Regions from separate parts of the Mus musculus genome. Here region 1 is linked to region 2. The links are chromatin loops, found by intact Hi-C in ENCODE. Cell type or tissue: left cerebral cortex. All regions are shown on one strand. Each heading gives the region's core, and the rest is flanking DNA. Links, peaks and the distances in the headings are about the cores only.

Region 1 (15,311 bases), core at 4,602-12,601, 220 kb after region 2:
CAGGGTTTCTCTGTGTAGCCTGTAACTCACTCTGTAGACCAGGCTGGCCTTGAACTCTCAGAGACCCACCAGTCTCTGCTTCCTGAGTGCTGGGATCAAAGGCATATGCCACCATCTCTTGGACTGAAAATAATATTTTTGATGAGTACACACCTCTTTAAAAAAATAAATGCTCTTCATTTGAGATTTAACTGAGATTTTTGTCTGATTTGAATCGCTGCACTTGCTATTTGACTTGTATATAAGGGTTGCCTTCTCAGGACAGCCAAGAATTTACATGTAAGCTCATTCATTGTTCTGTGTGTCTTGTCATACATCATGAATTGGACAGTACTCCATAGAGAACCTTCCTACTGCTACACTGAAGACCAAAGTGTGCCATGGGATCCTTAAGTGCAATTTGTATTAATTATTTTCTAATCCAGAATGTCAAGCATAGAAACAAAATATTACAATGTCCATTACACCTTGCTTAGAATGTCAAATGTAGATTGAAAGACATTTTTCAGAAGATGGTAGCTGACTTTTTGTATTTAAAAATACTTATTACTTTAAAATTCCTTTTTTAAAATTTCATTTTATACAGAATGGGCAAGAGAAGAACTTGATAAGGTGAAAGGCAAGTCAGCTTTGCTAGGGAGAGCAGAGAAGCTGGCATTGGAAGCTGGGAGATTCCCAACGGAAAATTATCAAGCTCAGTCTGTCGATAAATTCGAAGATGAGGCAGAAAGACTAAAGACAGAAATGCTCCTTGCCAAACTGAACGAAATCAACAAAGAACTCCAAGATCCTCAGAACCTCGGGCGGGCCCCTTTGCCATTGCTGCCCAACTTCGAATCCAAGCTGCACTCTCCAGACAGAAGTACCAGACCTTACTCGTTCCCCGAGTCCTTAGACCGATCGTTTAATGGACAACACTTGCAGGACTTGAGTTTTTTAACTCCCAGGGGAGAAGGCGGGAGTCCAGGACCGATCCGAAGTCCAGGACAGATCCGAAGTCCAGCCCCTCTAGATGAGTTTTCATTTGGTAGCTATGTGCCTTCGTTTGGAAAAACATTAGGGAAGTCAAATCCACCTAGCCAAAAAAGTAGCCTTTTAGATTTCCAAAGCAACAGTTCTGAAAGCCCGAGTAAAGACAGTCTTGATTTAATGTCGAGGAAAGAGAAAAAGGCGACTCTGATGGAGCAGCTGTTTGGCCCCAGCGCCAGCAACACCAGTGTCTCCTCCAAGAGCACCGACCCACACTTCCCTGCTGCCAGCAGAGGTGACATGGACCCTCTTCATTTCCTCTCTGGGGACAGAAACAGCAGAGTCCGGGAGCCTGGCGATGAAGAGGAAGACCTTTTCCTCAGGGAAGGAAGAAGTTTTAATCCAAATAGACACCGGTTGAAGCACGCAAGCAATAAGCCAACAGTCACGGCCGTTGACTCTGTTGATGAGGACATTGAAGAGGTTACCCTCAGATGACTGACTGGAGCACACAGAGTATATATATATTTTTCAATTGTAAATATTAAAGTATTTTAATACAGTATTTATTATAAACATTTAAACTTTCAATGGTAAAGTAGCCTTAGGAGGGAGTAATTTTTAGTGGCTAAATATGGCACAATTAAACAAATAGTGCCGTACCATAAAGCCACATTGCTAAGAATGCTTTTTTGTTTTGAAATGAACCCAAAGGAGAGTTGTTGCGTACTATTTTTCTGTTTTACAGCTAGGTCTCACCAAACTAGCACATTGGAAGTTTCACTTCACTGGAATCTTCCTCGTTTCTTTTCCCTCTATTTTTGATCCAACATCAGTGAGCCCAAGTATTGTTTTTCTACTAATGGCTAAGTGGAAATTGAGGGTCTGCAGTAGGATTAGAGACCTCAGGTGGCAGACAGCAGTGGGACTTAGGAGCTGTGTCCTTGTCTGAGGTGACAGAGCCAAGCCACTCTTGAATGGTGATGGCAATAAAGTTGGGACTTCCTTCCTTGTGAGAATATCCCCGGGCACTGAAGTATACACTGGACAGTTACTCCTGAGGAGTAATCACTACTCCTCAGTTGCAGGCCTGCAGCCACTCACTGCTGTTCTGCTGGCCACTTGCGTGGATCACGGTAGAGCACAGGAGACACGGTTGCCTTCATGGCATCCCTCCCCGTGGCTGTAGGAGGCTCGGGCGCTCTGTCCTTCCTCTCCTCTTCTGTACACTCAGTATTCTGGTGACCAGGTGGAAGATTCTCTACCAAATACAGGCAGGAGAAGAAATGACAGGCCAACACAGAATAATTTTCAACTCAATTATGTTTCCGGAGTGATATGTTTGGAAATTTTAATACATATTTTTAAGATTTGAACTTGTGCTCCAACTCAGGAGACAGCAGTGTGATACTCTTGGGTTTACAGGACAGATGCTGATGCAGCCTCACAAAGAAGGTTCCCGCCTGGCTGAGGAGATGCAATAGTTTCCTGTTGAAAGGCACAGGTCTCCTTCCACTCAGTTCAGGACAGCTGCAGGGGCATTTACTGACTTGGTCTGGTCTGTTGGAGCAGTACTCAATCAGCTGAGGAGAAACACTGTATGTTACATGGGTGACTGGAGCAGTGTGTCCATTTGTTCATAGTGTGCATCTTACGCAAGGCATACATACTGATTGGGGGAAAGGGTTGCCATGGTACTTGATAAGACCTTCCCTGGTCGGTCCTGATTCACAGCCGTATTGCTGTCATCCTCCTGGATTGGGTTGTTGTCATATTTTTGGTAACAGACTCTTCTTAAAGTGCTAAATAATATTTAAAACTTTTCTCAAAAGAAGATTTTAGGTCTTCTGTGAATAAGCATTTACTATATTGCAAATCATTGTAATATATGTAAACATGTTATTTGTGACACAGTTCTTGATAAAGCATTATGTAATGTTAATTTTGTTCATGGCTGTAAGTTTTCTACCAAAGTATTCTAATTTTAAGGTTTTTAAATTGTTTTTTTTTCCAGAAAAATTTTTATTCATTATTTTCATTATATTTATGCCTTTTTCTACTTAAAAGACTATTTAACCCAATGAAACAAAGAATTATCAAAATTAAATTAAGTTAAAAGCTTAAAGGCATTATGATGTTTAGGATTAAAATTTGATATTAAAATGTACAGAACTTAGAAAGCAAATCAGTTTTTTCTATGTCAAGTTAAATTTATTTGTACTCAGAACTCTTACTAATAAAAGGTTCAAACACACTGGGATCCTTTATTTGAATGACACTTTATCGTGGGAGACAGGCCATGGAAGCAGGATCCGGGGGGCTAGTACTTAATTTTTCACCTTTATTTTGTTCAGGACTTTTAGTTGAAGCACATGAATTCGTATTAACTCAGGCTAGACAGTGTGGGCGTCTTATCAGGTAATTATAGTTCTAATTAATCTCTTCGACCTTAATAACTCCTGCACGGACACCTATTTCACGTGGTAATAGAGAGAAGGTGCAGGCAGGGAGGATGAAGCTGAGTGGGAACACAGTCCTGTTTTCTGGCTGACCCTGGGTTTCCTCATCTTCGTTTCCCATTCCAAGCTGGAGTCCCTGGCTGCTCAGGACACCTGAAGGGAAAAGTGTCCCGAAGCAACAGCATGAGTGCTTTAGACACATAGAGATTTCCGTAACTCGGCAAAGAGAACACCATAAAGTCTTTCTTTTTTCCCTTGGCTTCACAATACTTACCCTTCTCACATTAAAGTCCATTTTAAAAAGATCAATTGAAAGTGCTCTCCTCTTATTGAGGTGAGTAGAGAGGGTGGAGACACACCCTGTAGGCACTGCCCTCACATGGCAAATTATATCTGTGGGCTGTGGCTTCCTTAGTTCGTAACAGTCTTCTGTTGGAAATGCACAAGGAGGCGAATGCTTCACCAAGTGCCCAGCACAGTACAAGCACTTGATAAACAGCTGCTGTTATTATAGCTAGTTGAAATAAATAATTGAAAAAAATGGAGCAGACACACGAGTGCGCACACACGCACACACACACACACACACCCCAAAACTGGTTGCACAAGACCGTAAGCAGTTAAGCTTCTAAGCCCCCAACCATAAGGTATCCATACTAAAGACACCCTGTCCTGGGTCTGTACTTACCGTCCTTTGTTTAGCACTGTGAGCTCTTCTACAGAAGAGCAGAAAAAGAACTTGGGAAGAGTTTCTCAAGACAGGTTTTGTGGCATGAGGCAGAGGAAAAGCCTCACAGTGATTAAAAAGTCTGGACAATGCTGGGCCTTAGGTGGCAGGCGTTAATTCCCACCCCACTTCTGCTACAGCGGGCGTGTCTGGAGAAGCCTGAGAACTACTGCGTTCTCCTTTCTCTCTCTGCAAAGCTCTGCTGTTGAGGCAGTTTACCTTGCGGGGCTTGTATACACCCATTGAGTGAGTTAACACACCCAAAACCATGCTGAGAGGCACAGCCACTCAAATGTGGCTGCTTGGTGGTTGTTATGGAGAAGGAATTAAGAAAAGGGAAGAGCACAGTTTTCAAATGGCCGAGATGGCAGTTCCTGCTTTCGTGTCCTTTGGCTCATTTATTCCTCCCTTTTCCCGAGTAGCTGGTACTTTGTCAATCTTTGCTTTCTTTAGAATTGAGGTAAACACGTCACCCGTGTTACAGCGTATACCCAGACTTCATAGGTAGAATGTTGTACTCAATACTCACAACATAAGAAATAAAACCAAACAAGCAAGCAAACAAAACCCAGCTTCTACAAAATCTATTACTTTTGCTTTGTCTTGTTTTCAGGTAATCTTTTGGTAAGAATAAGTTGATAGCTTCAAATCTACAGGATCCCTTCAGCTGGCACTATCTCCCTAAAATGTCTACCAACTGGCAGAAGAGTCATTGCCCATGGTTTGCAGTGATATGCCCACTCTCTGTGCTGGTTGCCTTAATCAGGGAAGGATGGACTCTGCTCTTGCCCTGCTCAGGACAAGGTTAGGAATGGGGAAGGCATGGCTTCACTGATGAAGCATTTTGGACAGTTGGTGGCTGCTGGGAACAGTCAGCTTTCTCTAAGATTGCAGCCTCTGGTAGGTTCCCTTAGATCCAGTGGTTGGCCCAACCCAATACCCATGAGTACGTGGACTACACAAACTGGAGTTGGTTTTTCTTAAGACCCAAAGTTGGGAGGGGGTGGATCTGAGGGGAGTTGTGTATGGGAGAAACGGTGGGTGAATGTGGTTAAAAAAAAAATATATATATATACATATTGTATGTGTTTCTTAAATTCTCAATAAAAAAACTTTTTTGTTTAAAAAAATTAATAGTTTATTTCTGGCACATGCCTCTACATTTGTAAACATATTAAGTCAGTCCATAACAAAATAAAAATTAGAAATGAGTCAAAACAGGATAAAAACACATTTGGCTTTGAGGTCAGGAAATAGGTTAGACTTGACTGCTTACCAATTACAATTTTCATCAAATAATTGGTCTTCGAGTTCTGTATATGTGAAGTGGGGCATGCTTATGAGAATCAATTGAAGTGGTATATTTTTAGGAGAAGAAGAGAGTAGAAGGAAGCACGTTGTAAGATAGGTAGTGTTGTTGGCTCTGTATTTAAGAGATGCACACATGGGCTGTAGAGATGACTAAAGGGATATAGCAAAGCGACTGTCTGCCTGTTGCCTCTGCATAGGGGCTGGGACCCCTGGGGCATGCAAGCTAGCTAGACCAACCAAATCAAATGGATGGGCTTAGGTTTGGCAAAAGAATGATCAAGGAAGATACCTTATGTCAGCGTCTGGCTTACACACACACACACACACACACACACATGGACACACAGTACGCACAAATGGACTCACTGCATTCATACACAAAGCAGTCTTCGCCATCCAAATATCTTTTAAATAGCTGAGGCTGTCAGTATGAACATTTGAAAAGGTAGGCATGTCCTTAGCCATCTTCAGGTAAGATGGTTCTCATCTTTCTTGACTCGCGCAGAGGCTGCAGCCCTCCAGAGAAGGCATTGGGCTTTTCCATGAAGGAACAACTGTGGCTGTGGGGGAAGCGAGTTTGCACGGAATTTTGCTTCTCTGCCGTACTCGCGGAGAAATCAGAAGGCAAGGGATTTCCTGTCTGCCTCAAGCAGTGTACAGTGATTCCTTCAGCTGGCACTATCTCCCTAAAATGTCTACAAACTGTCAGAAGGGTCATTTCCCATGTTATGCAGTGATATGTTCACTCTCTGTGCTGGACTCTGCTAGAGAATGCCACCCAGGCAGCATTGTGGGGGACCCCCTGAATTCCAGGGCTAAAGAGAGCTAGCTGCCTGTCCCCACTAACGGATCTGATTAAAATCTATGTCCTGTGCAGTAGGAATTGATTCTGGCTAGGTACATTTTTTCCATACAATCTATATAACAGGGCATTGTTATGTCTGATTTTAACAGGAAATCAAGAGTTCATACACAGCCAGTGATAGATGCCTGAAACTATATGCTTCTAATCTATGCGCTATGGGTAGTATTTGGGACAGGGAGAATCCTTCAAATAATGAGTACAAACCCGCATGCCACTTAAAATAATTTCCAAAAGCATGTAAAATCAATAGACCCAAAAAGCACTGACCAGGTAAATGGTGTGTTGTGTCCAGGGCACTTGTATAGTACAATAAGGTCCATGGCACTCAAGTCTAGTTTTCTGTAAATATCTAAGCATACCTCATCCTAGGCAGGCATAGTTTCTCTGGACCGGACACTGTTTTTTCTCTTGAACAAACTGAGCAGCATTTAAATCGATCTGCTTTATGCTTCAGGCAGTAATTTTCATGCATCCTCAGAACTGCTGAAACATGTAGAAGCTGGGCAAAGATGCCTGTTGACAGCTACGTTCTAAGCCTCCTGTGCCGAGACGGCATCAGAGGGCATCCGTATTTGAATGAGCCCTCGAGGGCATCCTGATAGACACAGCTGGAGTCTGAGAACCACTTTTATAGGGAAAGCAGAGGGAAAGGAGGTGTCCTTTTATGTACAGGAATGGCTGCAGTATTTCGCAAACTCAAATCCGGTGCTTGGAGCTTGTAATGCCAGTGTACAGATGAGATATGGGGACACTGCCCCTTACACTGTGTGTTCTCTAGAAAGAAACTATCTCAAAATTTTGTGTGTGTGTGTGTGTGTGTGTGTGTGTGTGTGTGTGTGTGTGTGTGTGTGTGTGTGTGAAGGCTATGCTCATGAGTGGAGATAAAGCTACATGAGTGTTTCTTAGGGTGATGGTCCCGGCTTTCCTACTTTGAGACATAGTTTCTTTGCTGAGGTTAGCCGGCCTGGCCACTCCTGGAGCTTCTCCTGTCTCTTAAAGTAATTTAGGTTTTTTTGTTAAAAGTTTAGAAAATGATGTGTGTGTGTGTGTGTGTGTGTGTGTGTGTGTGTGTGTGTGTGTGCATATACACATCAGTGCTTGTGCATGTGTGTGTTCTTAGTGGTCCAACCAAAAACTTGTGAATACAACTTAAGAAATACTAAATTATTTTTAAAGGTTTAGTCTGCATGCAGGAGATGGTTTATGTAAAAGTAAAATAGAACTAACTACTTGAACTCTTGTGCATCCTTGAGCACCTGGAAAGATTCCGTGTCATTTATGGTTGTGGTAATTTGAAAAAAATGGCCCTTATAAGCCCATAGGGAGTAGCAGTATTAGGAGCTGTGGCCTTGTTGGAGGAAGTAGTCATGGGACAGGCTTTGAGGTCTCAGATGTTCAGGCCATCCCCAGTTAAATGTTTTAATTTGTAAGAGTTGCTGTGGCCATGGTGTCTTCTTCACAATAGAAACTCTAACAAAATAGTCAATTTACATTGGGTTTTTATGAGGTGGGATTTTGTTTGCAATGCAAATCTCCACATGTCTTTCATTGGCTTTGTAGCTTACTACAAGTCAAACAGACAAGCCATTTCATCTTAAACAGACCTGGTTTGGGAAGTTTGTTTGTGTGGAATTTGTTATTGTACCAAATGTGGATCCATGTTAAAAAAAATTACAATGGAGATGAGGTAATGGTTATGATGGTAGAAAAATAACTACTCCTGGTGATTCCTGATGTGTCCCAAGTACGTTATTCAAGGCAGACTCCAGAAAATGTACACTGGGCTGGTCAGTGAAACTGGAGCACTATTAGCTACAAAACTTGTAGCACAAGTTTTGAACATATTTCTAAAACTGTGATTACCCCAGTACAACTTTTGCCTGGGGACTAGCAGTCTCCTAAGTAATTAATGCATGGTTCTGGCCCCTCCACTGGACTCGGAACTTTGTTCATTTTCTCTTACCCTTGAGCCTGCTCAGAAACATGCTCTAGTGGCCTCATTTACATATGCCGTTCTCCCCTCTTTCTCCTCTTCCCCAGCCATTTCAGTTGTAGCTTAATTTCTGTTTCTGTTTCTAAGTATCCTTTTGATGAACTAGAAAGTTTGATGGAGTCCAGCGGCATAATTAAATCCACGGGCAGTGTCAGTTGGGTGTTCCTTCGATTTCAGACATGTTGCTAGGATACTCTTAAAGACACAATTCTCTTGATTAACTGCACAAGCTAGATTGCCCAAGTAGCATTTTTATCGTTCATAGAAATACAGGTCAGGTTGCATTTAAATTTATAGCAAGATGAGTGCTATCCAACTCCGAATGCTTTTAGCATCACAGAAATGTATTTAGGTATGCACGGGAAGAATGTGTATGGAATAATAATTTAGTGACTGAGAATTAGTCATCTATTTTAGGGAGAGCCAGTGTCCATGGATTTGAAGCTGAAAGAATTCTGAATTTAAATCACCACTGAGAGACTCTATATCCATTGTGTGTGTGCTCTACAGAATTCCCACTGTGGTTATTATGATTGTTATTATTTACCGGTGTATTTGATTCCAAAATTTTATACAAATTGCAATCATGGTCCCTGGTTGATTTAGTAAAATAAATCAAGATGCTTACAAAGAAAAATAGAAATCCATCTGCAGTAATTGACTCCATATGGAGAGTTGTTTTTGAGGTTCAGGACTGGCAAATAGCTTTATTTGGGTGGTGTTTTAACAATTATTTTATGGCTAATAAATATGAAGATGTCAGTAACTGTGTCTATTCCCTGTCTATGATGCACTTGTTAATTGTTTTTTTTTTTTTTTCATTTAGCAAGTGCTTTCATGGCTTCTATTGTATATAACGCAAGTGTTAGAAACCATAAGAGGAATTTTAAATGTCGCTGTGACATCGATTTTCATTTTGCAACCATCAGTTCCATACTAATGCAGAAGATGGATTGCACAACTCAGGAATCGCAGATAAGACGTAATGAAAGAGTCAGTGAGAATCCACTACATAAATGAATAGTAGAGTTATTTATGAGACAGCATTGACAGCTCTCGGTAATCAATTGGATGGAGGGGAGGGAGAGAGAAGCTTTCAGAAACACTAACAGGAGCAGCCATAAGGACTGTTAGAGGAGCAGATTTGAGAGGAAGTGCCAAGTAGTTTCATTTCAATTCACCTTTGTTTTTTGGTCCATTTTGTTATGTTTAATTCAAGATCTTTTTTGTAGCTGGAGCTGGCCTTGGGCTCTTGACCCTCCTCCCCTGATGCTATGTGTGCTGATATTATAGGCATGTTCCACTACGCCTGGCTTATAGCCTGTTCTTCAATGTATTGAGTTGTTGAACATGCATACAGACATGTACAGGCAGCACACAGAAGGCAGGTCTGCAGCAGAGATGTTGATTTAGAGCTTTATTCTACGCATTTGGCCTCTACAGTCAGGAATCTGCACAAGGTTATTTAGTGTGCAAAACACATGAGTTGAAAAAGGGTTGTAATAAACTAAAATGGGTTCATTAGCTTGTACCTTTAAAGTGGTTTCCTTAAAAATAATTCCTCAGGAGAGCAGGAGAGCTGGCCCTATCCCTCACCCGCTGCAGTACTCGGGAGAGAGGCCCTGCACCTCACTTGGGCAGCACAATAGAGCTGGTGACAAGGGCATGAGCTGGCTGTCAGTGGGCGAGCATGTACAAGGTGGCTTCACAGCTTGTCTGCCCTGTGGTGTCATGGGTGAGGGAGAGATGCCCTCCTCACCCCACCCCTTGCCCCTCATCACCTATGGCAGGCAGGAGAACTGACTCTATCCCTCACCGCACAGCTGGCTCTACTGTCTTGGGTGCAGGTGAGCTGGCCCAAGGGCATGGAAGTGGGAGAGCTGGCTCTGTCTCTTGGCAGCTGCTGCATTGGGTAAGCTATCGGCTGGAGTGCTGGTGTCCTGGTGGTGTGGGTGTGGGAGTGCTGGTGGGCTGACCAGTTCACATGCCACCTACACCCACATGTAGGGCTTTGAATGTACTCACCCCAACATCTACCCCAAATATGAATTGCTGGAGTGTGTGAAGGGGCTGGTCCTACAGGTCCAAGGCTGCAGGAGCTCCATGACATAAGGTGACAGCAGGATATCAAGATAAGTCTGAATGAGGGTCCAGTATTGATAGTGTAGCAAAAGCCAGAGACCTTGAACTAGACCAGTGATTCATTGCAGTAAATGTTTGAAAGCAAAGAAGTGTGGACAAAAGGGTATACTATAGGTCACAGGGACATACTACAGCTTCTACAACAAGATTTTTTTCCTTTGGGGGAGGTACAAGGGCAGAGGGCAGGGAAGGAGACAAGGAGATGGGTGGGATTGGGCTGCATGATATAAAATTCACAAAGAATGGATCAAAAGTTAAAAAAGAATTCCTCATTTTTACTCAAAGCCTCAAAAATGATACCTCAATTCTACAGTTAATGAAGTCACAGGTCCCTCCTATCTTCCTATTAATAGGAAAGGTGTTTGATTTTTGAAGATTTTGGGGGGAAGAAAAGCCATTCTTTTACTCTGAAAGGCTTGATCACTAATCATTTTGCCTCTGTTAAATTTTCCAAGTGGTGTTGAAGACACTTGAAGATATTCCCTGTGGCCTCGGCAGACACCAGCCACTGGGAAACGGAGATGAGATGAAACAAACCTCTCCTTCTACCGACCCATCGGAAGAGCTGCTTGCTCTGAGGGCTTCTGCCTGTCTGTTTCCTGGCTGTGTCTTGCTCCAGTGATCCCCGTTTCCCCTGTCAGCACCACAGATCTCACTCTGTCACCCTCTTACAGGACTCTCTGGACCAGTGCCATCTGTGGTTCAGAACATAGGATAACATGAAAAGACTTGCAGCACTTTCTTGTTCTCCACAGCCCCTAAGCTGAGTCACAAAATCCCCACGTGCAACTAAACTCTTCCTGCTGACTTCCTGAGGATGCTTCTGTAACAGGTGCAAAGGGAAGCACTATAGACTACTGTCCAGTCTAAGCTAGCTTGTTTTGTGTTGCTGTGATGTCTGTAAGCTTCTTGGTACCTTCCTCACCGTGGTGGTTGGGCTCGTCTAAACGACTCACAGCTGTTCAAGCAAACACTGATGTCCTTTCTAAAAAAAGAATATTGTTTGAGAATTTCATAGATGCATATATGTGTTTTCATCCAGTTCCTCTTCCTTCCCCCCTAAGTTCTCCCCTATACACGCCCCCCACAACCACTTTTTCCTAGTGTGATGGAGGATGCCATGTGATGATGGAGAAAGACTATCCTTATGTTCACAACCCAAGGGATACTGAGGACTGTAATGGATCACCACAAGCAAGACAGGAGCTCAACCAGAACCCTTCCAGGGTCCTCAGAAAGCATGTGACCGTACAAACACCTTGATAAAAACTTCAAATCTACACAAATAGAAGGACATACATTTCCGTTTTTTAAAGAAACATTTAAAAATATCTATTTTATATACTGTTGCTTTGTCTGTTTGTTGATGCACCATGTGACCATCTGGTGCCCTTAGACACCAGAAGAGGGCATAGGTTCATCTAGAGCTGGAGTTCCAGGCAGGTGTGAGCTTTGTGGGGCTAGGAATCAAACCTAGGTCGCCTGGCAGAGCATCCAGTGCCTCTTAACCAATGAGTACCTCTTGAAAACATTTTTATTTGACAGATAGCAGTTATACATATTGATGAGCTTCATAAATAATTTTATTCAGGTATACTGTGCCCTTTGAACTCACCCTTATACAGAACATGTTAAAGCCAAGATATTTTTAATGTGGATTTCATAGTGAATTTAGGAATTTTGTATTGAATAGAATTTGACAGAATTTGTGCTGTAAATTATCTAAGAAAAGCCTCAAGAGCAAAATCACCTGGTAATCAGAGACATGGAGTTGGTGAGTACATACTTTGTCTCTACATTTGAAATGAACCATCCAGGTGTCCTATTTTAAAGAAGTACGTTGACAAGGACACTAGGACTTAAAAATATTTAAAGAATGCACTTTTCATCCTGCTGTTAATGAGAGGTAGAGCCAGGGCTTAAGCCCACAGGCGTTTCACCCAGAGCCTTTAAAGCTCGCTCGTCTATAAATACTGCACTCATTCTGTCTGCAAACACTGAGCATCTCATGTGCGCATCTGCCTAGATCGCAGTGCTCAGCCTTGTAAACTGGCGGAAGCAATATCTGCGTTTCTGGACTGAAGGGGAGGGGAGGCAACAGCGTCTGATTAGTATCTGATTTAGCAGCTAATGTTCGGATGCAATGTGGAGCAATGAACTCAAGGAAAGAATAATCCAGAATAGAAGCAAGATGCATATATTTATAATAATATAACGGACACTGCAATATGAGTAAATACTTTGTGCACTTGAATGGCTAAGATACATATGTAGCAGAGGATGGCATTGTCTGACATCAATGGGAGGGGAGGCCCTTGGTCCTGTAGAGGTTTGATGCCCCAGGGTAGGAGGATGCTGGAGCGGTGAGGTGGGAGTAGGTGGGTGGGTGGGGGAGTACCCTCATTAGAGGCAAAGAGGAGGGGAAAGAGGGCAGATGGGATGGGGTGTTGTGGAGGGGTAACCAGGAAGGGAGATATCATGTGAGCTGTAAAGAACGGAATGATTAATGAAAAAAAAAAAGATTTCACCTGCTTTTCCTTAGCCATTCAAGTGCACAAAGTATTTATCCATATTGCAGTGTACATGTCTGCTTTTTAAAGCCACCCCAGTTACAGCAGTTTGCAGAGGCAGCCCCAGGAAGCCAACCCAATGAGCTTTTTCTATCATTACATAGCATCTTCATCAACAAACAATAGTGTCATGATATTGCATGTATATAAACATACCAGAGCTAATTGCCAGTATGCTCTTGGGGGCATTTTTGCTGCTCTTACAGACGCTTCGCCACTTGGTTGTGTGTATCAGCTTCACATGGTTATCTATACACTGGGTCAGGACCCCAGGAGTGGGGCATGGCTGGTTAGCAGTTAATATGATATTGTCCTCTAGGATTATATCGTTTGCACAATCACTAGCCCACTTTGACTGTCTCATAGACATTTCAATACTGTTGAGAATGCTTGTATTCACTTCACTCCAAGTGAGGTGATGTTAGACACCATTTATTCTACGACTGCCTGTTCCAATCCTTTCTTTCCCAGGTTATTGATCTCTCTTTTGATGTGTTACATTACCCCTTCATGATATAATTTAGGGGAACCCCTCCCCACCCCCTAGTGTGAGGCTGGAGCTGTATTGCCCTCATAGAGAACCAGCACTCACATTGGACGGCACACAACCAGCTGTGACTTCAGTTCCACGGCATCCAACTCCCTCTTCTGGTCTCTGCAGGCATTGCATGCACAAACATACATGCATGGAAAACATGCACAGACATTAAAAACAAAAATCAAGAAAACAAACAAACAAACAAACAAACCCCAAAACCACAAAACACAATCAAAGAAACAAAAAACCCCAAAGGCCAACATATAAATAAATGCAAATAAAAATAAATCCCTATATTTATTCTTATCTTTTGATTTTTCTTTTAATCCATCATATTTACTTTTTAAAGTTTTATCTGTAATTTATTCTTAATCATTCTAGATTCAAAATTCTATTTCACTTTCTACAGAAATAACTTTTTTTCCTAATGTCTACCAAGCTATCCTGACACCTTTTCTTTTCTTTCTTTCTCTCTCTCTCTCTCTCTTTCTTTCTTTCTTTTTTTTTTTTTCTTTTGGTTTTCCATGACAGGGTTTCTCTGTGTAGCCTTGGCTGTCCTGGAACTCACTCTGTAGATCAGACTGTCCACGAACTCAGAGATCTGACTGCTCTGCCTCCCAAGTGCTGGGATTAAAGCCAATGTACCACTACCTCCAGACTCTGACAAAAGTCCATTTAAGGGTTTGGCCTGCTCTAGGGTCTCTATTCAATTCCTCACATAACAAACAAAACAAAAACAAAAGGTTGGATTTGAAATTCTAACTTTTGAAATACAAACCTTAGTTGTTACTTCAAAGTTTGATGCAATGCATTTTGAAATTCCGTCTTTATAACATACAAAATTATTATACACAATAGAAACTATTTCAGATTCTGATTCTGTTCTATTTGCTTCATGCCTTTCCATGTGCCAGTGGCTGCCTTGCCTTTACTGGAAACCATGCAATTCATCTTAATGAGCCTTGGCACTAGACTCTAAGTTTATAACGCACCTAAAGTTTTTCAGTGTTCACACACACACACACACACACACACACACACACACACACACACACTTTTATGCTTTAAAGACCTTAGAAGTTTTGTTTGTTCTTGTTTTCAAAAGTCTTTTTATGTAACTCAGACTGGGCCAGACCGTCTAATCCTAATGCTTCCCACTCCTAGGTGCTGGGATTCCTGGCGTACATCTCCATGCTTGACAAACTTTTATGCTTCTTCCCTCCTCGGTGCTGAGGATCAAATCTAGGACCCTTTGTGTGCTAAGCAGATACTTAACTAAGCTACATTCCATACTTAGTTAAAAAATGTTTAATTAAAAAAAAAACCTTTGGGGATATTAAGCATTCATTCATTCATTCATTCATTCATCTATAAATTATCTATCATCAATTATCTATCTATCTATCTATCTATCTATCTATCTATCTATCTATCTATCTATCTATATCTATCTATCTGGTATGCTTATGGGTGGGAATTTTGTCTGCATATTATGTCTGTGTACCATATATGTGCAATGCCCATGGAGGCCAGAAGAGGGTGTCAGATCTCCTGGGATTGGAGTCATGGCTGGTTGTGAGCTACCAGGATTTGGATGCTTCCAATGAAGCCCAGATCATCTGGAACAGCAGCCAGTGGTCTTAACAGCTCAGTCATCTTTCCATCCCCTGGGGTATTTTTATTAAAACAACATTGATATGTCTGTAATGCTGCCTTGCCTTTCTGAGGATATGGACT
Region 2 (15,311 bases), core at 2,394-10,393:
AAGCCCACGTGTTAAATGCTTGATCTCCAGCCTGGGGTGCAACTGAGAGGCAGCAGAACTCTGGCAAGTCGAGCCTAGTGGAAGGAAGTTAGCTCGCTGGGGATGTGTCCCTGAAGGGAATGCAAGGACCCTTTCCCCTCCTCCCCTCCCTGAGGGGAATGCCATTACTAAACAAGGAGAGGTAGACACTAGCCTCTCTCCTTCCCTATTCTTTTACCCAGCCCTGTAGAGCACTGCTAATGTGGAGGAAATGCAGCTCTTGCATTCTGTGAATGGGCTACATAGAATGGGACAAACTGTGGTAGCGACGTGGTGGCAGAGTCAGCCTCCCAACTAAAACAGAGCTGATCTGACTAAACAGACACGTCCCTTCTTCCCTCCTTGTGACAGACTTAACTGATTCAGCATTTGAAAACAGACACTAAGGCGGCATATTTGTGCTTTCTAGTTAGCATTCCTTTGTTAGAAACTCGTCCTCAGGCACGCAGACTATTCCTAGGCTTGCTTATACCTAGAAACAGATTGGAGGAAGTTGAGTGAGTGACAGGTCCTCGCCTGCAATGCTTTAAGGAAGTGCCTGTCAGGTAGGCAGGCAGCCAGATGACAAGTCCACACACTTCATCAACTCCACTGTACACAAAGGGCGAGGTAAGACTGCACATTCTCTATGGGTTAAGAAAACAAAGGGGAGTGCATGGCTCATAAAGCTTCAAATATATATGATCTGGCCCACTGCAGGAAAAGCACACTAAGCCTTGGATCAACAGTAAATTATATGAGGGAGGGCACTCAATTGTCCCTTGAACAATGTTTACAAACTGCATGTCACCACTGATAGCAGGCTGTGACATTAACTTGTTGTTTGAAGTCAGGACGGTATGACACTATTATCTCAACCAAAACTTAGACACTGAAACCATGACCTTCAGTGTCTTGGAATGTCTCTGTGTTCGGGGATAAAGCATTAGACATTGTCCTGTCCCTGACACTGCTAACTGAAGCTTTGCTTGTTACAAAGCCTGATCAGGTCTTGCTATGATTCATGGGGCTTTGGTCATAATTAAGTGAGGTCTTTGGGGTGGGCCTTAATCCAGTATAACTAGAGTCCTTACAAGAGAAGAAATTTGGGGGGCTGGAGAGATGGCTCAGCAGTTAAGACACTGACTGCTCTTCCCGAGGTCCTGAGTTCAAATTCCAGCAACCACATGGTGGCTCACAACCATCTGTAATGGGATGCGATGCCCTCTTCTGGTGTATCTGAAGCTACAGTATACTCTTATACATTAAATAAATATTTTTTTTTAAAGAGAAGAAATTTGGATATAGTCACTCCAAGATGCCCATTAGCACCAACTCTGCTGACACCTTGACTGTAGGACCTTCAAAACATAAATATGCATAAATTTTAGAAATATGAGAAAGACTGACTAGGCAATGTCTATGAGCTCTGTACAGTAAAATAATGTTTATAAAATTTAATTATATATTACATGTGTGTATACTTAGTTTTAATGTGTGATATACATTTTCCATATGGGTCATGGTAAAACAAAAATTTGGATAGCCACTTGCTTAGAACAGATGTGCTCAGTGGATTTTTTTTTTCTTTTGGTTTTTCAAGACAGGGTTTCTCTGTATAGCCCTGGCTGTCCTGGAACTCATTCTGTAGACCATGCTGGCCTCAAGCTCAGAAGTCCACCTGCCTCTGTCTCCCAAGTGCTGGGATTAAAGGCATGTGTCTCCACTGCCTGGCACTCAGTGGATTTTTTAAGAGTACCTGCATTATTCTATCCAGGTCCTTATTGGGGTTGCTGACAATTTTTATACTTTACTGTTCTTTGTCTATAAAGAGGACTGCCCATTTGTTGTCCCCCACTTCTGATCTGATGCTGCAATCTCTTATGACATCACATCATAGACTTTACCATGAACAAAGCTGTTTCTCCCAAGGTCAGAGTTCACTTTGCTTTGCTTTGTAGCCATGCTCAGAACAAATGGTGGATTTGGGATGCAGCAGATGTCTCCAATATTCATCATCTAAGCAGCATAGCTTCCATCACTAGGCAAAAGCCCTCCACAGTCCTTTAGGGAGCCAATTCTGGTCATCTGTCCCATGGCACAGGCACAGGCACATGGCACAGGCTGGTGAAGGCCTTCCCTGATACTTGACATGTATGTGGTCCTTTGTTTAACCACTTGGATCTCTCTTGGAGCCGGTTTTCCTTCTGTACAGATGGGTTCTCTCTATGGGACAAAGCTCAGTTGTCTTTGGCCTTTGTCTGGCAAGTGATGATCCCATGACCTGTGGCTGGTCTTTCAGCCATGCCTCAGTAGTAGGCTTATAAGGCTGGAAGCTGGACTTAGTACCAGGTGAATGAGAGGAATGAAGGTTATAAACTAGAAATTATTACCCTTAAACGCCATTAAAGAAATGCATGCCATATACGGGAAACCACCCCATTGGGTCAATAACTGAACTAAATCAATTAGTAGGCAATTAAAAGAAAAATTTTCATAGTATTGGTTTAGAGGAAGAGTCATTGTACACAATGGTTGAATAAAAATTAGGACTCCTACAGACATAACCATTATTCTCTCATTTTAACTTTAATTAAGAAAAACCTGGAGGGAAATTTGTATGGAAATAAAAGGGCATCTTCAAACTGAGGTTCATTATTGCGTTATGCTAGCAGACAGTAGCATAGCTGGTCACTCAGGTGTCTGGAGGGTTTGCCATAAGTCTGTGCCAAGGTTTCCAAGCTTTGTGTTGTGTAGAAAGGATCCCCAAAAGCACATGGATGGATTTTTTTTCTCCCTAAATAAAAAACAACAAAACCAACCAGCCAACAAATAAAACCAACGTACCACAAAACAGCAATCTGCAGCCCAGAGACTATGATAACTTTAAGACTATATTTAATGAAGCCCTTCCAGTCTCTAGTGCATTAAGGGATTATACTTAGTGCAATGCAAAGAGGGACAGGCCTGCACAGAGTGCTTCCAGCCCATGGCTAAGCCTGACCAGCTGGCTGAGAAGCCATTATTTATCTAAGCCAACAGGAAGGCTTAAAAGGGGCCCTTGCCATCAGGAAGCCTGTACAAGGCTGAAAATGCTCCTAAGGATGCAGCCACTGCCCACCAGCTCGTCTGAATTGCTCCTCTGTCTTCTGTCTGTGAACACCTCCGCATGGCTGCCAGCACCTCTGTCTTCCTTGTTCTCATTTTCACTGCGTGATTTCTGGGTTCCCCTGTGTTTCTGTGGGGTGCCGGCACATTTGCTACTAGAAGTCCACCTGCCCAAACTTACATTTGTTTGTTTGTTTGTTTGTTTGTTTTTGTCCTTAGTAATTCTCTTCAGGCATGGCTGGATCTATTTCATTTCTTTTTACTATTTCAGGACTTCGGGAAAACTGAAGCACTTCGCCCAAAAACTTCCACTGAGTCCAATCCCAAGGTTGTGTCCTCGTGTTCGCCTGCCCTGACTTTTGGATGGTTTCTCTCCCCCTTGCCTTTTCCTATAATGGTGAATATTGGTTTCTCATGTTGGCCAATATCTCCTTTTCTGCCCTCTGGGACTTCATGGGCTATTTCATTACAGCCACCAGGATGTCAACGGGGTGAGCCTATGTGCTTACACTGGCCATTTCACCTGCATCTCAAAACAGCCTGTTTCCCTACTTGGATTAATACCATCCATTAGCTGAGTTTTAACATTTTCGTGCCTTCCTTTCTCTTCTCCCTCAGGAGGAAACAAAGCATCTTCATGGCTGTGACCTCAGGTCAAGTCTTCATCGCTGAGGTGACTTTCTAACTAGTCAATAGACCTCTGTCCTCATATGACCCTCACCCCGACCCCTCACCTGCCATCCACTCATTTCCTTAAAACCCAGACATAATTATTTGGTACTCTTAACTGCAATCCTTCAATGTTTCCCTGAGCCGATAACAACAATTCTCACATATCAACGTGTTCGTGAATCACCCAAAGACCTTGTCAAAATGGAATTCTGACTGGAGTGGCCGCCACAGAGATGATCTTTGGGCCACGCTTTCAGTAGCCAGATCTTAAAGATTCAAATCTCATAGTATGAAATTCCAGTCCCCTTATGACCAGGCCCTTGTTCAGAACACCTGGTTGCCTGTGCTGGTTCCAAATCGTTATTCTATCCCAGGCCTGTGCACAGGCTGCTACTGCTGATGGAGGCTCTTCTGAGAAACTCCTTTCTATGGATCGTAATTCGAGTTTTCAAATAAGTTCCTCTAACGTGATATTTCTGGTGCTCTGTCCATGACAGAAAGGGGTTAAAAAGCTCCCCCTCTATGCACTTTTATTCTGGGTCCTTTTTGTTTGTTTTCAGTGCTAGAGAGCAGGCCGCTGTGCCTGCTAGTGGACCCCTTTGAAGTAGTCACGTAATATTTAAAGTAGCAGAATGATATGCACACCTTTGTCTCTCATCTTTACTGTGTAGCTGGCCCATGGTTCCCTCGGGGTGGGGAACTGTATTAGTCAGCGTTCTCTCTCAGGGAACAGAACTGGTAAAATTATTATCTAGGCCAAGAATTAATATAATATAAAACCCAAGAGTTTGGTAGTTGTTCAGTCCACGGGACCGGGTGATGTCCCTATTGTCCCGATCTGGCTGGAGTCCTAGAATGCTGATGGTCATCCATCTATGTTGGGATCCCAAAGAAGCAGGTTTTAATGGCAGCAAAGGGATGCTTCAGTACAAACTTGCCAGCGAGGGCACACAGGCAAATAACACAAGTATCCTTCTGTGTCATATGTGGGCTGTCGCCAGAAAGTGCCACCCAGATTTAGGGTGGATGTCCCCACCTCAAACGACTCTTCACGGCATGCCCAGATACTTAGGTTTTACTTGACTCCAGATGTAGTCGAGCTGATAACCAAGGTCAGCTATCACGAGAACCTTTGTGCAATGCCTGGCGCAAAGTGAGCTTATTGTTCATCCCGCTTTCTTTAAGGGAACCTTCTTCACAGGCTGTGCGCTGATCCTTGACCCTCCCAGGTCTCCGGCCACACTTCACATCCCTTTCCATAGCCTGTGATGTACGCACCGGCTGTGGATGAGGCCACATTCAGGAGTTCAACATCAAAGACCATTTCTATAACTAGTAGGGAAGGGATGTTTCACAAGCTCTTTGGCGTGAAATGGTTCAATGATATCACAATTGTCTCACGTGTCTTAACAACTCACACTTGGGTTGTTAGCATGGAGATTTTTTTTTTCAAACTTAATGAAAATCTCCCTGAATTGTTCCTGAGGCTAGCGGGAAGAGAACAGAACTGTGAAAGAGCCTCACAAAAAAATATATATTTTACATCTTTCTAGAAATGTTCTTTTAATATTTTCACTGGGTCATCAGTTCTAGCTTTATAGTTTCTTTTTATCATTAGACATGGCTAACAAAGAGGTAGATTAAAATACTTTTGAAATCTTTGACTGTTTGGCCAGGTTGTACAATCTCCTATAGGACACAGAAGTAATGCTTTTGTGAGAAATCACCCTCCCCTTTCCCTCCCTCCTTCTCTCCCTCTCTTTTCTTGTTCCCTCCCTTCCCTCCCCCACCCCCAGAGAGATATTTTCGTAGGAGAATCTCTCTCATAACATAGCTAAACCTCATCTGCCACTTTTAGTAAAATCATCGAATATCTTATTGATCATAGCAACTAATAAAGTATGTGTACATTTGAACCTTTGCATGTTGTTATTTGCTCTGTTTTAAAGCTATTCACTTGGCTAACTCTTCCTTATCGGTCAGACATAGAACTAACTGCCTCATCTGAACTAACCTCCTCCTGGTTAACGCTGCTAGAAATCTGATTTATTTGCTTCATCCGCATCCTTTCTTCTTTAGAGTCAGGGACTTTAAATATCCTTAGCCTGGATCACAGGGTTAGCGCGCGCAATGCTCAAGGTAGGCAGGATAATGTTCTTGGCTAAAGATAGTGCGCGGATGCACTACTTCACCCTGGCGGCAGCAGGAAGCTGATGGGAGCTCCTGGAGATGAAGAGGTTACGCTGGATTATTATGTATGGTGACCCAAGGTAATCACTGGGGTCCTCTCAAGAATGAGGAGGAGTGTCTGAGCAAAAGGAAGAGACAGGAAGTAGCATGCTAGGATTCGTGATGTGACTGTCAACCAGGCAGCCTCAAGGGGCCGAGAAGACGAGGCAGCTGATTTTCTTCTGGAACAAACAGAAGCCATCCCACTTAACTCTTGGCATCAGCCTGTGAGACCTCTAGCCTGAATTTTACATGCATCCATGTTGGGAGCCGCCACATCTAGATGGCTTGTCAGCAGCAGGGAGTCGCTGCAGTGTTAATTAATGTTGCTGTGGAGAGTGTCACAGAGATGCGCCCCTGTGCCTCTCTTCCCTCCTCTCCTGTGTGGTAATTCCTCTTCCTTAGCAGCAAAGGAAGGGCTGATCACTGTGGCTTTCCGACCCATAGTGTTTCTGCTCCTGACTTTCTGCTGGTTCAGCAAGTAAAGTTTTCTATTGCCCCGGGCACTGTGTGGCTTCCCCCAGAGCCTGCATCATAGTTACAGATTTTCTATTGCAAAGCATATGAGATCCTGTGGTTGATAACGTGAAGAATCTGACTTGTTCTATAATTTACTTTAGAGAAAACTCTCGATCCTTGGACAGTGAGCTTGCAGAAGGTAAACCTTTGCAGGTCTGCTTCCACTCAGGCTAGACTTTCCCCTCCACAGGAGCACCCCCCCCCCATCTTTCTAGAATGAGGTTTCCTGACGCCTTAGGCAATCTAAAGTCGTGTAAAGATTCACATGCTGCAAAAGGCTTCTGAAAAGGCCACTGCCACCTTCAGGGTTCTCTTCATTTGTTCTGGTAATGGTTAAAATGAACAGGAAGCCCTCTACTTGCATCTAGACATCAGGCCTCTAGGTGTCGCTGCTGCCCAAGCCCTGTTATACAAATGCCAGCCTGCTCAATACATACTGCTTTCTCAAGATTTATCCAGCGTGTGTGTGTGTGTGTGTGTGTGTGTGTGTGTGTGTGTGTGTGTGTGTGAATTACAGACCATTATCACTCTTCTCCCTTTCTGTATAAAATTAAAGGGATGAAATCATGTACCTGGTTACCAGTAAATGTCATCCCTTTTGTTCTATGCTCCTCTTTAGCACTAGAATATCCAGGCTCCTTTTGTTAGATGGGTCTTGCTTATCTGTTCAGATGGCCTCAGATTAGCAATGCTCTTGCTTCAACCTCCCAAACAGCTGAGGCTGCAGGTGTGTGCCATCACACAGACTGGATATGTTATTTAACTACCTCTTTATTAAAAGTATACCCAGATCTATATACAGAAGTGATTACCTTTGTATAGCATATGCCAGTAGTTTCCCTCCCACTAGATGTATCTGCGGTTTTAGAATCAACTGTGAGTCACGTTGCTTTTCAAGGTCGTGGGAAGGCATCAGAGAGTTCATTAGAGATCTGGAAACACCATGGCCAACCTCGAGTCACTTAAAGGCTGGTGCCTTCCGTGTCTAAGAGTTTGCTCATTAGAAACTATTTTGAAATAAGAATGCTACATAAAAGAACTTAGAAGGCCTTTGTTCTACTTTGGTTTCTGTTTCTGGGACAAACACCATGATAAAAAGCAACCTGGGAAGAAAAGTCATTGTGTTGTCTTACAGCTTATGGTCCTCCATGAAGAGATGTCAGGGTGGGAACTCAGGCAGGATCACCTGCCCAGGGTGGCACCGATCTCAGTAGGCTGGGCCGTCCCATTATCAACCATCAATAAAGAAAATGCTTCACAGATGTGGCCACCAGCCATTCTAATGAGGCAAAGTCTCAACTGAGGCTCCCTCTTCCCATGTGATTAGTTTGTATCAAGTTGACAAAAAGTACCCAGCACAGCCTTGGAGATAGGTGACAAGTCTGCTATCAAGAACGATCTTGTCCCACATGACCTTCCGTGACCTTTCACCCTTTCCTCCATATGACCAGATGCAGGGACGCTGTCTCAATGCTAAATGTGACAATTTCCTCCAACACCATTGGCTGAGCCATTCCTTTTGCCACTAGCATCACTCACTTCAAATAAAAATGTATTTTATTTTTAGCTGCGTGCATGTGTGTGGGTATTTGCACAAGATTGCAGGTGGAGGCTGGAGGCACTGGATCCCCTGGAGCTGGGATTACAGGCCAGGTGAGCTGCAGATGCAGAGCACGGAATTCGAGTCTTTTGTACACAGTTACCTGGTGAGCCAACTCTCTAGCCCCTCAGCACTGTCTGGGTGCCATTCTCTGCAGTTACACTGACTTTGTAACTTATGGTTGCTGAAGGTCATGCTTCATAGCCTTGGCCCAGACAATGTCGGCCGGCTAAGACACAGGAACAGCCTTTTGAAAGATACTTCTAGGCTTTATCTCTGCAACTCAGTAGAACTAAAGCTTGAGACAATTATCTGCTAGTATGTGTGTGTGTGTGTGTGTGTGTGTATATATATATATATATATATATATGTATGTATACATATATATGTATTATATATTATATGTTATATAATATGTCTATATATCAATCAAAATATGAGAGCTTCCCTGATCTTACACTTAATCTATGTGCAGTCACTTCCCACTGGCTTTCAGTGTAACTGAAGTTATTATTAGGCACAGAACTTCACTTTGACTGTAATCACAGCTACTGGAAGACAAGGGAACACACTGTTTTTTATCATCCACCCACTTGTTCTACCTAAGAAAACTACTGAACAGCCGTTAGCTCATATATTAAGGGCTACATCTAGTTAACTTCTAAATTGCCAGATTCCTGTCTTACTTCTACAAGCAGCACCTATTGATCTCTGACTCCAGGACTGAGGCTAGTAAGAAACCCAGGAAGGCCAGAGTTTTTTGTTTTTTTGTTTTTATTCCCCCTCAGTCAGAGCAACAACCCAAAAGTTGTCACTGTCTAAACTGACTGGGTAGTTAAGGGTTGCAAAATATGCATGAAATTAAGTGAATTTTGTTCATACTGAGAAAATGGATAGCACAGAAAGGTCTCAGGTTTGGCTGTATTTGTGTAGCACAGCAGCAGCAGCAGCAGCAGCAGCAGCAGCAGCAGCAGCAGCAGCAGCAAGCCTTCCTTAGCTACTGAAAAGAAAAACCAGGCTCTTCAATTAGCACTTTGCTAAGATCAAGGTCCCAAATCTCCCGACGTGGCTTACACTGCACTTAATGTCTGACAAACTTGGGCTTTCTGATGAAGGCGGTCAGCATCCAGCCAACAGCGGTATTCAGGCCTGCCTGTGGACAGCACATAATCCACAGGCTGGAGCCCACTGTGCAGAAGGGCCCACTGCAGACGCCTCTCCTACGATGCCTCTCCCAGGCCCACTGGCCGGTGCAATGGGGAAGGCGCTGTGAGCAGCCACGCTGGGAGTGGCTTTCAAGTGCTCATCGAGGCGGAGAATGGTACTGGCCTTCTGAATCTGGATCTGCTACTCTTGACTTGGTCAGCGTGTTTTAGTGGCACACAAATCCCCAAGGTACACATGAGAACATCCAAACGTGGACCAGGGACAGACAGAGGCTCAAGTGCGTTGGTGAGCACAGCACTGACCAGGCATCACTCAGGACCAATTAGGTTGTTAGTCATTTTTCTTTGACTTTGCATTTCCCCAGAGTTAATAAAGGGGGGGGGTCTGTGGCAGGATCACTGATCCAACCATCTACCCACTCAGCGACTCACTGGATACCTTGAACTGAGAGTCAGGGCGCATGGCATCCATCACCTGCCATTTCCTGAGACTCGCTTGGTCCTTCACTTCAGACGACCTCTTCTGGGCAAACAGGTTAGATGCTATGGAGAAGGGTTTTTTGTTTGTTTGTTTGTTTTTCAGTTATTTACTTGCTGCAGGAGTAAGAACAATGTGTGTGTATGGCGGGATGATGAGAACATTCAAGTGCAGCCAAGCACGTGCTGTAAGAGCCAGGGCCTTTAGAATTATTGTGATATATATATGTATATGTATGTATGTATACACACACACACACACACACACACACACATATATATATATATATATTTTTCACTGTTTTGGAAGTCAAGGGACTAGGCTAAGGCTAAGGCTCTAAAAACAGGCTACTGCTTACCATGAATCCCAGATCACATGAGAAATTACATCATAAGCTTTCCATATATACTTCAGCACCATAGTATTCCTTTTTTTTCCTACTCAAACAAATACAGGTTGGGGTTTGTTATGTAGCCCATCCTGACCCCAACCTTTCCATCCTCTTGCTTCAGCCTCCCGAGTTCTGGGATCACAGGTGTGTGTACACACACAGGCTGAAATTAAATTTCACCAGCTTAATGAAATCGGCCACACAATCAAAATAAGGATCGGCTCAAGCCTAAACTCTGTCTTCCAGATGGACTTGTGTTTGTGACAAGGCCATTCCTCAGCCTAACAAATCGCTAGCTCTCCAGTGAGGTCAGGCCAACAAGGCGTACATATTTCCTGTAAGCCATTTTTACTTAAATGACTGAGGTTTTACAAAACACTGGCAGTCTCATCCTTCAGCTCTTAAAGTGACTGGCTCCAGATGTCACTTAGAGATTCCTTTTATGGAATCCCTTGGTGGCATGTCTCAGTCACTGATTTATTTTCTTGTAGCTGCGAATTCTCTCTTCAATTGCTGCTTTGTGGTTAGAGAGAGCATTCCACTAATCATTGTTCTCTTGAAGGGCCAGGGGCTAGCCTTTTCAGTAGAGGTATACTGGAGGGATACTACGAGAGACGTGGCTCTCCTACTGTGCCTGACTGCTGCACAGTAGGTCAGCAGTGTGGGTAGCTTGTGTCTACATAGTTCTTTAGTGACCTTGCACCTTTGGCCTGAGCAATGTGATAACCCCTTTGGCATGGACGCTATTTGCACCAGGCCTCCCTTTGGCACTGCCATCTGCTCCTTCTGTAAGCATGGCTGCTCACTAGCTCAGCAGGCCAGGCCTTAGCCTGTGCTCTATGGGTGGCTTCCTCTTTGACCTGCGAACTTCCTACCATCCAGGAACTGCTACAGTATCTCCCTCAAGGACGTCTGAAGGGCAGCCTCCCTTCATGCTTCCCCTTCTTGGATAGTCTCCATCACCCCCAGGGGTTTCTCACATCTGACAAGCTTAAATTTTTTTTTTTAAATCAGAGTTCAGCAATTCCTTATATTCATCTGCCTTGTTTAAATCACTGTGTGATTCTTATCTCTTAATTGGTCTTAGGCTAACATAACATATTTCAAACTTATAGCTGTCAGCAGGAGAAAAAAATAAGAGAGATAAGGAATCAAACTTCCAGCTATAAAGTAAGGGAAAAAAAATCAGGACTTCTTAGCACATGGTCATACAGTCAATTACCAAATATACTGTTGCACACGCTAAAACTGCACGTATTTCATCTGACAGTCAGCTCCGTGACAAATTTATGGCCCACAAGTAAAAAGAAGACACACAAGTACAAAATGACTCTGTTTGTACAAAAGCAGGGCAAACTAAAGACAATTAAATACACCAGAGAAGCGATGTCTGCAATATTATACAGTATATTATATCAACATTCATACTCACAGTAGCATAGCCAAAGCACTGGACATTCTCCAACAACAGCATACAGACTTAAGCATTCAACTTCGCATCAGCGAACTCCACAAGACAGTCCTGGAAGACATGAGCAGGGTCTGGTCTTTCGACTAAATGCATCTGGGCATGAACTGGTGACATGCCATTGTTGAAGAGCGAAAGGAGTGTTTGTCTCACCCCCACCCCCTTCTTAGAAAGCTCACTAACTTACAGACATATGTCAAAGTACAAAGGGAAGAAAATGCTCAAAGGCTAGGGACATAGTTGTATGGTAGAAGTGCCTGAAGCCATGTGTGAAGCCCTGCCACAATCCCAGCACAATACAACAACAACAAACAACAACAACACACATACATACACACGTGCGCGCGCGCGCACACACACACACACACACACATACACACACACACACACACACACACACACACACACACACACACACACACACTTAACACAGATTCTCAGGCCCTGGCTGCACACCTTATTTGGAGGCCCCTTTCCCTTCTGCTATGTAGTACAAAGGACTGTATGATACCAACTCCACAAGCAAATCACCAGAATGTAAATTATAACATACTGAAAATAGTAGCAAGAAAGAGCCACTTGCCAAGTCACTAATAAGCAGTTGTTACTAATGGGAAAACCTTAAGAGAAAACTGACCTTGACCAACATTTACCCTCCGCATTTAGTTGGTCCTCCACATCACTGTATGGGTCTGGCAGAATTCTTGCAGCTGTTTAGATTCCAGCGGTGTTTGTTTGTGCTTACTGCAGATGCAATTATTTGCACACTGGGTTCCAAGCTAAGCTGTACTAGGAGAGCTGGTCCCACTGGCCTCTTTCATTAACAGGCAGCATGGTGGCCTAGGTGAGTCTTGACTGGGGAAAGAGTCTTGCTGTTGGTCAGAAGTTGTACACAGGCATAAATGCTATAGTCATTGTAGCAGCTAAATAAAGACTGGGTGGATGCTGGAATGGTAATGAACACTTAGTAGGACAGCCGTGAGAGTACTCAGGTTCCCATGCTGGAGATGGGAATTCTGTTGCTATCACAACATGCTGTCACCCTAGGTAGTTGGTGCCCACATTTCTGAGAGCACACCAAGAGCGATTTATCACAAAGATGGGAGGCGAGACAAGAAAGAGAGGGTATGCCCTCTTACTGACAAACTGCTGGCTTTCAGACATGATGACTGTCCTTGGCATCTGCCATGGAGCCATGCTTTGGACTGCCCTAGACCCCAAATCTTTGAAATCTACTAATGTGATTTCATTAGAGTGTGACATGAAACTGATCGGCAGGGAGAAAACCCAGAGAACTTAGGCAGATGAAAGAAGTGGGTCATAGCACTAGTACCATAAAGTTGACTAACAAGAAGAATATGTATCTTGAACTTGTTGCTCTGTCCACCCAAGAAAGGAAAATTGCACACAAGTACACAGTCCATTCACGTGGCAGATTATGGGCCCCAAAGCAACAGGACTAGGAGCTCAAAAGAATGCAGACAGCCGGCATCTGTCAGTCAGGCTTGCAAGAACTATTCAGCTCATTCACTCTCACTACAGGGAAGATTCCCAAAGAAATAAAAAGAAAAGAAAAGAAAAATCCATCACTTAATTATTTTAATGGCAAGAGAACTATAGGTTTACCTCAAATTAGTATTCAAAGAGAATAGCAAACAGTACTTTAAAACCCTGGGCAGGTCTGTTTTAATCTCTGGCACTACGGCCAGAAAGAAATGTCCAAAAGGCAGATTATCCATATACTTTTATTTTTAGCTTTGCAAATAATAGGAATCGAGGGCTATGCCCCAGGAACATTCACCACAGCTCTGAAGATTATAGCTGGCATCTGTGTGAATCACTACATCCCCCCCCACTTGAAAACAGAAAATACAAAACTCCACTGAGACCTAATTCAGACACAGGACAACTCCAGACATGAGCTCTGTGAGATGACAGGAAACAGGAGGCTGCAGAGAGAGATGTCACACATTCTGACAACACAGGGCACTGCCAATGTCCAGAAGACGCTTCCTTCACTCAAAAAAAAAAAAAAAAAAAAAAAGCTTCAAGCTACAGGGCCAGAAGGCAGAATGAGAAAGTCATCTTGGAAGTGGCATCAGAATATTATCCTCCCAAAGATGTTTGCAGCGTCTTTCAGTATTAAAAATAAAGGACACATTTTATCAAGACCTAAAAATATTTCAAATGTATTTATTTCTCTATTGTAAATTCAAGCAAAAAGAGTGATAATAGAGCAGCACTGTTCCACTGGAAATAATGAAAACTGCATATGAAACCTAAATTATCCCAGTGGCCACACTTATGGGAACACGTGAACATTTTTTTTTTTTTTTTTTTTTTTTTTTTGGTTTTTCGAGGCAGGGTTTCTCTGTGTAGCCCTGGCTGTCCTGGAACTCACTGTGTAGATCAGGCTGGCCTCGAACTCAGAAATCCACCTGCCTCTGCCTCCCAAGTGCTGAGTTTAAAGGCATGTGCCACCACTGCCCAGCTAACATGTGAACATCTTAATATTCGACATAATGTAGTCAGAATATTTTAATGTGTAAACAATACAAAAATCATCCATGAGTTCAACTGAATATTTACAATAAACATAAAATCTGAAATATCTTTATACTCAAACCATGTCACAAACCCCAGCAGGCACATTCCAACGGCTTGGTGACTCATGGGGCTTGCTTGGTTCAGATGGTGGACAGCACCATTCTAACTACAGAGCTTCATTCTGTTTAACACTGGTGAACACCGACATTTGCTTTAAAGCTTCTTCAGGGGAAGATTTGGATATAATGATTTTTATTATTATGGGGCCACATAGTATGTAAACAGTGTAGAGATCTGTTTTATAAGGGGTTCTCAATTCTCATTCTATCCATGGGAACAAGTTTTTGTTACTGCACTTTAAAATGTCAGTGTCCAGTCTATTGAACCTGTTCCTTTGAAGGAACATTCCAGTCTGCATTCCAGGCCCTTGTAATTCTACATGCATGGAGACGGTTGCCTCTGCCATTCACTGGGTTATGCTCAGGACCGCCTGGACCGTTATTCAGCCTGGGGACTACCCAGGGCTGAGCCCAAGCTCAGTACAACCCTCTGTCACCTAGCAAAGATTTTTCTGTTGTTTGGCCCATGGCCTCCCACTGTATATGTTGACATCCTAAGCAAACTGGTACACACGAGCATAAAATCTGCAGAAAGAGTTTCTTTTGGTGAAATCTGGTAAAGCAAACTGAATCAGAGCATAAATCCCACTGGTTTCCTGCTAAACAACAGTGACGAGTGAGCCTTCAGATCCCTCCAGAGGCAAAAGCGTCCTAGAGACATCCCGAGCACATCTCATGGCTGACAGACGGGCTGTCAATCAACACTCTTACCTTTATTTCCTAAAAACAGAATAAACATCCACATGCATTTCCCACTTCTGGAAAAAGCTTCAGAGGACTGTTAATTCCTGGTTTCTCTTCACTTTAAGAACTAACTCATGGGCTGGAAGGATGTCTCAGAGGTAGAGTGTATATGCAAGGCCATGGGCTCAATCCCCAGCAATACAAACAAAACATTCAAGAACTAAAAACATATCCAAATATCGAAGTAGCAGAGAAGTTTGACAAAGGAATCCCTTAATAAACATATTCAATTTACTAATGATTAAAAAAAAA

Evidence for each region. Hi-C counts contacts between places; a loop is a spot of excess contacts. Peaks named below come from ENCODE experiments on the same cell type or tissue, not always from the same donor. Only the 100,000 strongest peaks of a DNase experiment are listed, where the experiment ranks them.
Region 1: a loop joins it to region 2, with 2.8 times the contacts of the local background. A loop is called at or near these places in 31 of 42 quality-filtered maps.

Annotation. Positions count from the first base shown.
Region 1 is chr9:83,381,331-83,396,641 of GRCm38, reverse strand. Lca5 (Leber congenital amaurosis 5 (human)) reads left to right here. Exons shown (of 8, transcript NM_027448.2): 8 at 587-3,226. The coding sequence ends at 1,467. Among named protein-coding and RNA genes, the nearest start is that of Gm46123, 37 kb to the right of the region's middle. In left cerebral cortex, for the core only: no CTCF peak of the experiment used is centred there; a DNase peak (open chromatin) is centred at 8,487; H3K4me3 peaks cover 243 bases.
Region 2 is chr9:83,601,732-83,617,042 of GRCm38, reverse strand. No RefSeq gene overlaps it. Among named protein-coding and RNA genes, the nearest start is that of Gm39384, 36 kb to the right of the region's middle. In left cerebral cortex, for the core only: a CTCF peak has its summit at 6,909 (motif pointing right); DNase peaks (open chromatin) are centred at 6,935, 7,238, 7,949 and 8,724.